2 separate regions of the Homo sapiens genome follow, and region 2 is linked to region 1. A link is an interaction called in ENCODE POLR2A ChIA-PET data of the cell type or tissue named here. Cell type or tissue: PC-9. All regions are shown on one strand. Links, peaks and the distances in the headings refer to the core of each region. The heading gives the core; the rest is flanking DNA.

Region 1 (4,395 bases), core at 206-4,205:
CATAGTTTCCAGTTGCTTTCTGATATTAAGGCTTAGTCCAATTTAAAACATCAAACATTAGTTTATTCTCCCCTTCTTTCCTCTTCCACTTTACCCAGTGCAAGTAGGAACGGGCACCCTCTCTAATTAGGAGTCTGCCTCAGGTACACCATCACCTTGCATTCCCCTTGTTGTATTCCTCTTCATGGTATCGAGCTGAGAGGTAGAACAGGGAAAGGAAAGAGTGTAATGCTAGCAGGCTGCTATCATAACCTTTCCCTCTTGGTTCCTGCTGTTTTTCTGGCCAGCACAGCCTAGCTGTTGATATCATCTGCAAGGCAGGCCTTCAAATTCTAGCTCTGGGGAATAAAGGTATGAGTTTTTGGAGCTTCAGTGATTTTAAGCCAACTTTTTCAAGCCCCTGAGCTCTCACTGCTGGCCATATAGTGCATGGCCTCGTGTTGCCGGGAATCTGTCTTGGAAAGGAGGTTGAACAAGCCCAGCTACATTCAAAGTAGCATCCACTTGAACCTCAGGCATCACCTGTCTTGGCTCTGAAACTGGGTGAATCCACACTACCCCTACATCTCTTCTCTCTCCAAGACTGTTCTCCCCTGCTCCTATGATGAAGAGGTAAATCCACAAGTCCTTTTCCTCAGCAGATGTCCAATTAGGTAACTAAATTATATGACAGCCTTTGTAAATGAGTCTCTTAGAGCCTCTCAGGAGGTTTTAGGAAGAAAGACCAGGTACTCTAATTTCCCTTCCCTCCCTTGGGGAAGGCAGGGAATTTCCTCTTATCTCAAACGCACCGCATTCTAATGACCCTTGGATCTGCTCCTCTCTGTCTTGTTCCCAGTCTTATTATATAGAAGACGGAGGCTGGCAGCAGTTTGCTGCATCCATCACCTCTTAAGAAGCTTTGGCTCTGACTCTGGTGACTGTCAGTTCAGATATTAAATACTTTCCTGTCCTCAGCCTTGGTCCTAATTACCAACCTCAGAAGTCCCACTAAGAGCTTCTTACATGTGGAAGGTAAACAAAGTTCCTTGGAAGAAAAAAAAAAAAATACAGATAACATACGGATATTTAGAATAGGTATTTGGCCTCAGTTGGGCCGCTGTTAAGATTTTTTCATCATCATCCATTAATTCAACATATTTAGCAAATAAGAACTAAATGCCTACCACAAGTTGAACAAAATGATAGACTCTTATAATTCAGAGAAGAAGAAAATGTATTCCCTGCTCTCTAAATGCCATTTCCTACTGTATAGTATTTAAAATCCAGGACTGTGGATGCCAGTGTGAAGGTAGGGGCTGAGGGCAGTCAGGGCAGAGGGAGAACATACAAAGCTGGAGAAGGCAAGGTAGACTTAAAGAAGAGATGGCATTTGAAAGGGCTCTTAAAAAATGAATGGCATCGATCATCGGGCAGGAAAAAAAAATAGAGGAAATAATATCAAGTAGAGATAATAATGGCATGAGCAAAGACAAAAAGATACAAAGATTGTGAGGCAGTTAATGCCTATGCCTCTGTCAGCGGGGTGGTGAGAATATAGTGAGGGCTGGGCCTCACCAAATCAATTGATTCAAATTCCAAGCTCCTTAACTGGTAAGGAGTGAAAATTCCAATTGAAAATGGGAAATTCCAAACCGGTTAAGGAGTTTGGAATTTTTCTGTATATAAAATGGAGAATTGTTAAAGGTTTTAAAGTGAAATAATGATGCATGGAATACCATTTTAACAGTAAGTCTCAATATCAATATGAAATAGATGAGCAACTAGGGAGTTGGGAGACGACATGATCTGGAGAGCTGGTGAGTGCATGAACTCAGTATATAACAATGAGGAAGGAAGAGAAGGAACAGAGATGAGAAATCTTTAATAGTAGAATTAAATTGAGAATGACTAAGGGATTTTAAGCTTTGGTGTCTGGACGTGTAAGATATGCAGATATTCTTGCTGAGATAGGAAACACAGGAAGAACTGGCTGAGAAGAAGAGAATGAGTTCATTTGGAGATGCAATACTTTAAGGTGATGAAGAACATCTAGGAGGAGCTTCCCAGGAGTCATTTGGGCCTGGAGTTCAAAGCAGACTGGCTAAATGAGGGAACAATCAGTGAATAGAGGAGGCTTGAAGCTAGGTGAGTGCACGAGAGAATGTCCAGTTAGAGTATGTAAAGGGAGCAGGGAGCTTGGGACAGAGCACTTAAAGAACTGAAAAAGGATGGAGAGGAGGTAGTGAAGAAGCTGGAGATAAAGATATCAAGAGAAAAAAATCAGGATGGACCAGTGTCTCAAAAGCCAAGGAAAGAGGAAATGTCCAGCCCGACTGAAGCAGTTCCAGTGTGAAGTGTTAGAGAAAAGCCACATAGAATAAAAACTGAAAAAAAAAAAACTCATAAGATAAAGAAATTGGGAAGTATTTGGGTGATGCTGGATTTAACTAGACCATGCTTCTCTTGTGTTTAGATATTTGAAATGTATGTTTTAAAATAGACTTTTTGGAGAACTCTTAGCTGTCTTTTGTGTCGGAAATCTGTGTAAATGCTGATTTTTCCAAAGAACATGAAATGTGCTTATATCCTTACATTTTTCTTTAGGATAAACAAATTTTGAGCTAATAAGCAAAAAGGAAGAGACATGCACTTAAAAAAAAGCATTTACTGTACATGAAAAGGGCCATTACTAAAACAGTTGGAAGTGATAACAGCAATTTTTCTCTGTAGGAAAGGAAATAACTTAGATTCAGGAAAAGGAGCTTGCTGACAAGGCAGTCAGTCATATGTCTCCCCAAAGGAAGTTAAGAGATTGGTTTTTTAAGGTCACAGTTCAATGGAAAGTGAAGTTGATGTTCACTTGAATAAAGCTTTCTTCACTTATGCTGAGTGGATTATCAAAATAACTAACAGAAACAATAGAATGAGATGGTAATACCTCCCTCAGTCCTCCGAGCTTTTCAATGTCAAGTCAGATTATTTGCTGAAAGAGCAAGCATCTTGAAATATGATGAGAAAGTTCATATAGGATTTTTTTTTTTGCTCAACATCTTAGTCCCATATAGCTACTTAATTGTATATTTTCTTGAATAAATACATCAAGAATAAAAGATTTTCAAAAATATGTCATTCTCCTTTTGTGAAGAACTAGATCAGTGGCTCACCATATAAATGTACAGTATTAGTTCTTATATTCATAGAAAATACATTATCAAATAAAAAACGATTCTTTTATATGTTAATTCTAATAAAAAACTACTTCAGAATATGTATGGACTCAAAGATAACTCAGGAGAAAGGAGATAAGATTAATAAAGTGCTTGCTGTACTTCAGGCATATGCTGAGAATCGTGGTGATATTAATGACATAGTCTATGAGTCATGCCCAGTGACCAAGGGCTCATGTGTCCTCTCAACATTTGAAGCAGTCTTCGAAGCTACCCAAAGCCCCACTGGATGTTGATCTCATCAGAATATGGTTATCAATGATCTTTGACCCGTTGTCATCCTGAATCAAGGATAATTTCGATCTTAGAATAAATGGAGGTAAAAAGAAGTAAAAGACTTTTATCTTGAGCCCCTCACTATAGACTGGTTTCTCTCTCTTTCAAGGGCCTATCTCTCCCCTCTTTTGTTGAAAGCAGGCCTGCTCAACTATACTCAAAGCATAGGAAGCTACTTAGGTCATTTGCATATTTTTAGTATTTTATATTCCTTTGCAACCTTTGTAACTTTTACTTTCTACCCAACGTGAGAATCCCTCCTACACAGTAAGGCATTCAGGTTAAATATCTAGAGCCGAACATTACCCAGACTCAAGTTCTAATTCCTGCACTGTCATTTACAAGCTGCATACTGAGCCAAGTTGCTTGACCATTTCAAGTAAAACCGGGATGACTAAAATGCCTCTATTTGTTAGAACATTATAAAGACTAAATGTGATACTATATGTTATATACTTGGTATAGTGCTAGGAACTTAAATAGTCGTAGGGAGAAAAATTACTTGGCTAGTTTCAGTTACTCATTGTCTTCAATAACAGTCTATCCCATTTTTAAAATTTCAAAACGTCATTCAGTCTTTCCTTTTATTAAGCCAAGTCTATCTTGTTCTCCACTTTGCCCACTAATCTAAATTCTGTCCTCTGGAACACCACAAAATAAATCCAATCTCTCACATTTTTCTGTTCCATTTAGTCTGAACTATCCGCTCTTGGAAAACAAAAATGAACACGACATAGTTTCATTCTGAAATAACCTTAGACGATAGAAGAGAAAACATATGTATACACATATGTATTTGCACATGACATATATTTAGTGTTTAAGGGTGCAAAGGTTTAAGTTGTATATTCAATTATTACATAAATGGAGTACGAGTATTTCAAAGTGCAAGAATAAATGGTTAAATTAG
Region 2 (4,395 bases), core at 275-4,274, 160 kb after region 1:
CTTCCATGTCTTTTGCCATAATAGATCGAAGGCCTATGTCCTTTCAACACATAGCCCTCTTAGAAGGAATATATGCCCAAGAAGGATGTAAGTTAAGTCTGAAGCAAGAATAAGTCATAGAGTGAAAGTCCTAGGTTCTGGGCCCAGCTGTGTTCCTAGGTGTATGGTAAGGGTAGATCAGGCACACATCCTGATCAGTCTCTGAGCACTTCTGCCATAGGAGCTCCTTGCCAATATTTTGGCTAGCTTGAGTGTTTTACTGAAGCTAGAACATAAGTCCTAGAAAGCCAAAGTTGAAAAAAGAGAGAAATAAGGGAAGAGATGGAATTTTATCAGACAGCTAGTATGCATTGACGCTCTTAATTCCTAAATGTGTCATTAGCTTGTGTGAGCCGCTGATCACTCTGTGGTAGGACAGTGGGAAAGTCCACTTGACTGAGGGCTGGCCTTGCTATTCTTAGTCCATAGCCTATAGTTCTTTTCAGACTCCATGGTACAGTTTTCAGAAACCCTGACAATAGTTTTTGCTGTCCTGCTATGGACTCTATTTTTCTTCTCTTGGCACCTCTACAAACTCCAAATGGACTCTGGCTTGGGAGGTGGAGGACTGTAGACGAGGAAGGACTCTCCTCTCCTTCGGTAAAATCTGACCAGGGATCCTGGCTTTCTCTGCCTCCTGCAGTCAGTCATCAGGATCCTTGTTTTGTTTTCCTCTCTGTCTCTGTTGTTTTCCTACAAAGGAAAATAGTTTGGTTCTTTTACAAGAAATCTGTTTAATCATATCTAGAATAGGGTGGCCAGAGGAGGACTGTTACTCAACTGCTGAGTGGCAGAAATCCGTGAGGGTATGAAAAGCCAGCTTGTCCCAGGTCTCTGCTCGCATTTACCCCATCAAGAGGCTCTCTCTAAAGACTTCATGTCTCTTGGGGGCTTCCCCCTTTCTGCGTTGCTCTTTTCCTTGCACCCCCAAGTGGAGCTGGTTGGTACCCTTCCCTCACAGAAGACCAGAGTGCTTGCAATGCAATGTCTGCAGCGAGATCACATCACAGAGCTTTTTATCTGATATCAATGCCCTTAAGAATTTTTGCAGCCAATATTTAACAAGTCAGCCTGAAAATACAGCTGGACCCTATAACTGTTTATTTATTCAGACGAAGTGAAGCTTTTTGGCTAGGTGCCCCTGTTGAGGGCTTGGGGTATACAACTGCAGAATACTGATGATTGTTCCAAGTTTGGACATGGGACTCAAACTGAGCTCTACAGTATAGTCCCTGTCCACTAGCAGGGATCCTCAGCCAAACCATGGAAGGTTGTAGGTCTGGCTTCCGCTAGACCCAGCTGGGGGACTGTCTCCCCTGGAGAACTGGGGGGGTGGGGAGAGGGTATTGTAGAAAGCTGAGCCCTCAGATTCAACTTGCTTGTATTTTAATCTAGCCTCAGAAGGTAATAAAATTAATGTTCTATACCCATGTCCCCTTTTTCCTTATTCCTTGCCCCTACTTTGTCAATGTGTTCAATGTGTTCAATGTGTTAAAACACAATGTGGGGATTTGGTGGGTAGGAATGAAGACTGGTATAAGTATATACTGGGAAAGCCTTGAATTCCTGGCAAATGTAATATTTTTCTCTCCTTTTTTTTTTTTTTTTTTTTTGAGACAGAGTCTCACTCTGTCACCCAGGCTGGAGTGCAGTGGTGCTGTCTCAGCTCACTGCAACCTCTGCCTCCCAAGTTTAAGTGCCTCAGCCTCTCTAGTAGCTGGGATTACAGGCATGCGCCACCACACCCAGCTAATTTTTGTATGTTAGTAGAGACAGGGTTTCGCCACGTTGGCCAGGTTGGTTCTGAACTCCTGGCCTCAAGTGGTCCTCCCACTTTGGCTTCCCAAAGTGCTGGGATTACAGGTGTAAGCCACTGCGCCCAGCCCTAATATTTTTCTCTTTTACAAATACCATTCTCACTAATATGATATTTTCCTAAATGAAGACAAGTTGTCCAACATGAAAGATGATAAAATTCTACCCTCCTTTTTGCACAGCTAACTGGTGGAAATTATTAGCAAGTGATCTGGCTTCTGTTAATACAATTTAATTGAATGTGTTTTAAAATACAAGCAACAACTTTGTTCAAACTAAACCCATTTTTAGAGCCTGTATTGTAGAATATAACTTTTCTCTTGATTTGTTATGAAAGGAGTATATTCTTCAGTGAAAATGAAGTCTAATTTCTGTATCCGTGAAATAAGTATTTGAATTAACATAGCATTTGAAAATTAAAATTGCCCCATGCCTTGCTGCCAAGGAAGCAGAACAGGAGAATGGGGTGCCGGATTTAGAGCCAGTGTGCCTGATTTTCAGTTTCTACCATCCCAGACTATGACCTTCCCAATTTTAATGAATATTCTTGCACCCAGTTTCCTCACCTCCAAAAAGCATGCTGATTAAGTGAAATGGCCTGTTCTGAAACCCACCACTCTCTGTGAGTACACCATGTGTGCCCATGGCCAGATGGCCAGCATGCATGATGAGAATGGAGTCAGGTAATACCAATGTCTCAGACTAAGAAGCTCGAAGATATAATCTTGTGCTCCATCACTCCTAAATACCATTTTCAAAGTATTCCCTCTTGGAAACATAAACGTCCCTAACCCAGGTCTGAAGAAAACTTTCATAACTAAAGAATGCCATGCACCAAAGCTCAAAGCAAGTAGATTTCAAGAGCGAAGCATCACCCACTAATAGATATGAGGCTGAATTTAGGTTTCCTTCTTAGCGGTGAGTTTAACTGAATCATTAATGCACTTGGAAAGAGGCAGGAAAGACAGTGCCCTGTATATTAGAACAAGATGCAGGGAGCGAGCCTCTCAAGAATCAGAGGCCATCATTGGAGAGGCCTGGATTCTGGCGATTTAACGAATTCCTGATGACATAGCAAGGTCGTAGGAGATGGAGCCATTCACCACAAAGATCAGATGCCCCAACACAGGCCATTAGTTACCTTGAAAGATTTTTGTTTCCCATTGTCCTCTCTCCTCTTTTAAATTCTCTGTTCTAACTTCTGGCAAGGTTTAGCAAATGGCACATGGCAGGAAGCACTTTTATTTGAAACAGTCTTCCTAGGATAACATCCTTTCTTCCATTTTTATATATAAACGTCTAAAACTATCTTGGCATTGGCCAAACTTTATCTTCCCTTTATGTATATAGCTGTATCAGTCTTGGCAGCAATAAAAAGTGAAGAAACTTTGAAATGGTTTCTTCAGGATGCAAGCATGTTGAGGTCTTGTGCACATGTGTGATTGCTGGTTTCCATAAGACTCCAGACGTGAGCCAGTTGCCAAATGAAAAGATCAAATCTGTGACTCAGAGAGTCCAATGGATTATCTTAATTAACTACATCATAATCAGCATGGTTCATGCATAAAAATATATTCACTTAAATAAGTTCCTGCTATTAACAGGCTCTGTTCTAGTTGTTTGAGATGTATCAGACAACTAGTGTCTGTATGATAAGGGCTTATTTTTTTGATGAGTAGATACTTATGGACCGTACTACCCTTCTAATCAGGAAAGTTAAAAAGACATGGTAGGAAGAACATGGGCCTCAAAATGCAACCAGCATTTGAATGCTCACTATACAGTGTTAGCTGGCTAACTTTTACAGTGATTAATCTGTCATATTCTTCCCATATCAGCCTCAGGGCTCAATGGAGGTGTTAGCTGTGGAGAGGCTTTCCAGAGAGTTGTGCTCTCTGAAATTCAAGAATCTTCTTCAAGCTTGACTCCTGATAAGTATTTTTCTTCCTCTTACTTCAGGTGGTGTAACTGTCACACTCCCTCAGGCAGGACCATGGAACACAGCATCTTTGGTCTTCAATCAGTCCCCTTCAATGGCTCCGGGAGCCATGATGGGTGGTCAACCTTCAGGTTTTAGTCAGCCCGTCATTTTTGGTACAAGTCCAGCTGTTTCAGGTTGGAACCAGCCTTCACCCTTTGCAGCCTCAACTCCCCCTCCAGTGCCTGTTGTCTGGGGCCCTTCTGCATCTGTGGCACCCAATGCTTGGTCAACAACAAGCCCTTTGGGGAATCCTTTTCAGAGCAATATTTTTCCAGCTCCTGCTGTGTCCACTCAGCCCCCATCCATGCACTCCTCTCTCCTGGTCACTCCTCCTCAGCCACCTCCCAGAGCTGGCCCTCCCAAGGACATCTCCAGTGATGCCTTCACTGCCTTAGACCCACTTGGGGATAAAGAGATCAAGGATGTGAAAGAAATGTTTAAGGATTTCCAACTGCGGCAGCCACCTGCTGTGCCCGCGCGGAAGGGAGAGCAGACTTCTTCTGGGACTTTGAGTGCCTTTGCCAGTTATTTCAACAGCAAGGTTGGCATTCCTCAGGAGA

Evidence for each region. Peaks named below come from ENCODE experiments on the same cell type or tissue, not always from the same donor. Only the 100,000 strongest peaks of a DNase experiment are listed, where the experiment ranks them.
Region 2: POLR2A ChIA-PET joins it to region 1 with 8 read pairs; 11 of 35 experiments call an interaction of 5 or more read pairs at or near these places.

The regions. Positions count from the first base shown.
Region 1 is chr5:39,541,102-39,545,496 of GRCh38, reverse strand. No RefSeq gene overlaps it. Among named protein-coding and RNA genes, the nearest start is that of LINC02104, 23 kb to the right of the region's middle. In PC-9, for the core only: no CTCF peak of the experiment used is centred there; a DNase peak (open chromatin) is centred at 1,906; H3K27ac peaks cover 889 bases.
Region 2 is chr5:39,376,701-39,381,095 of GRCh38, reverse strand. DAB2 (DAB adaptor protein 2) reads left to right here. Exons shown (of 15, transcript NM_001343.4): 12 at 3,814-4,395. Among named protein-coding and RNA genes, the nearest start is that of C9, 14 kb to the right of the region's middle. RefSeq lists an enhancer at 1-361. In PC-9, for the core only: no CTCF peak of the experiment used is centred there; no DNase peak of the experiment used is centred there.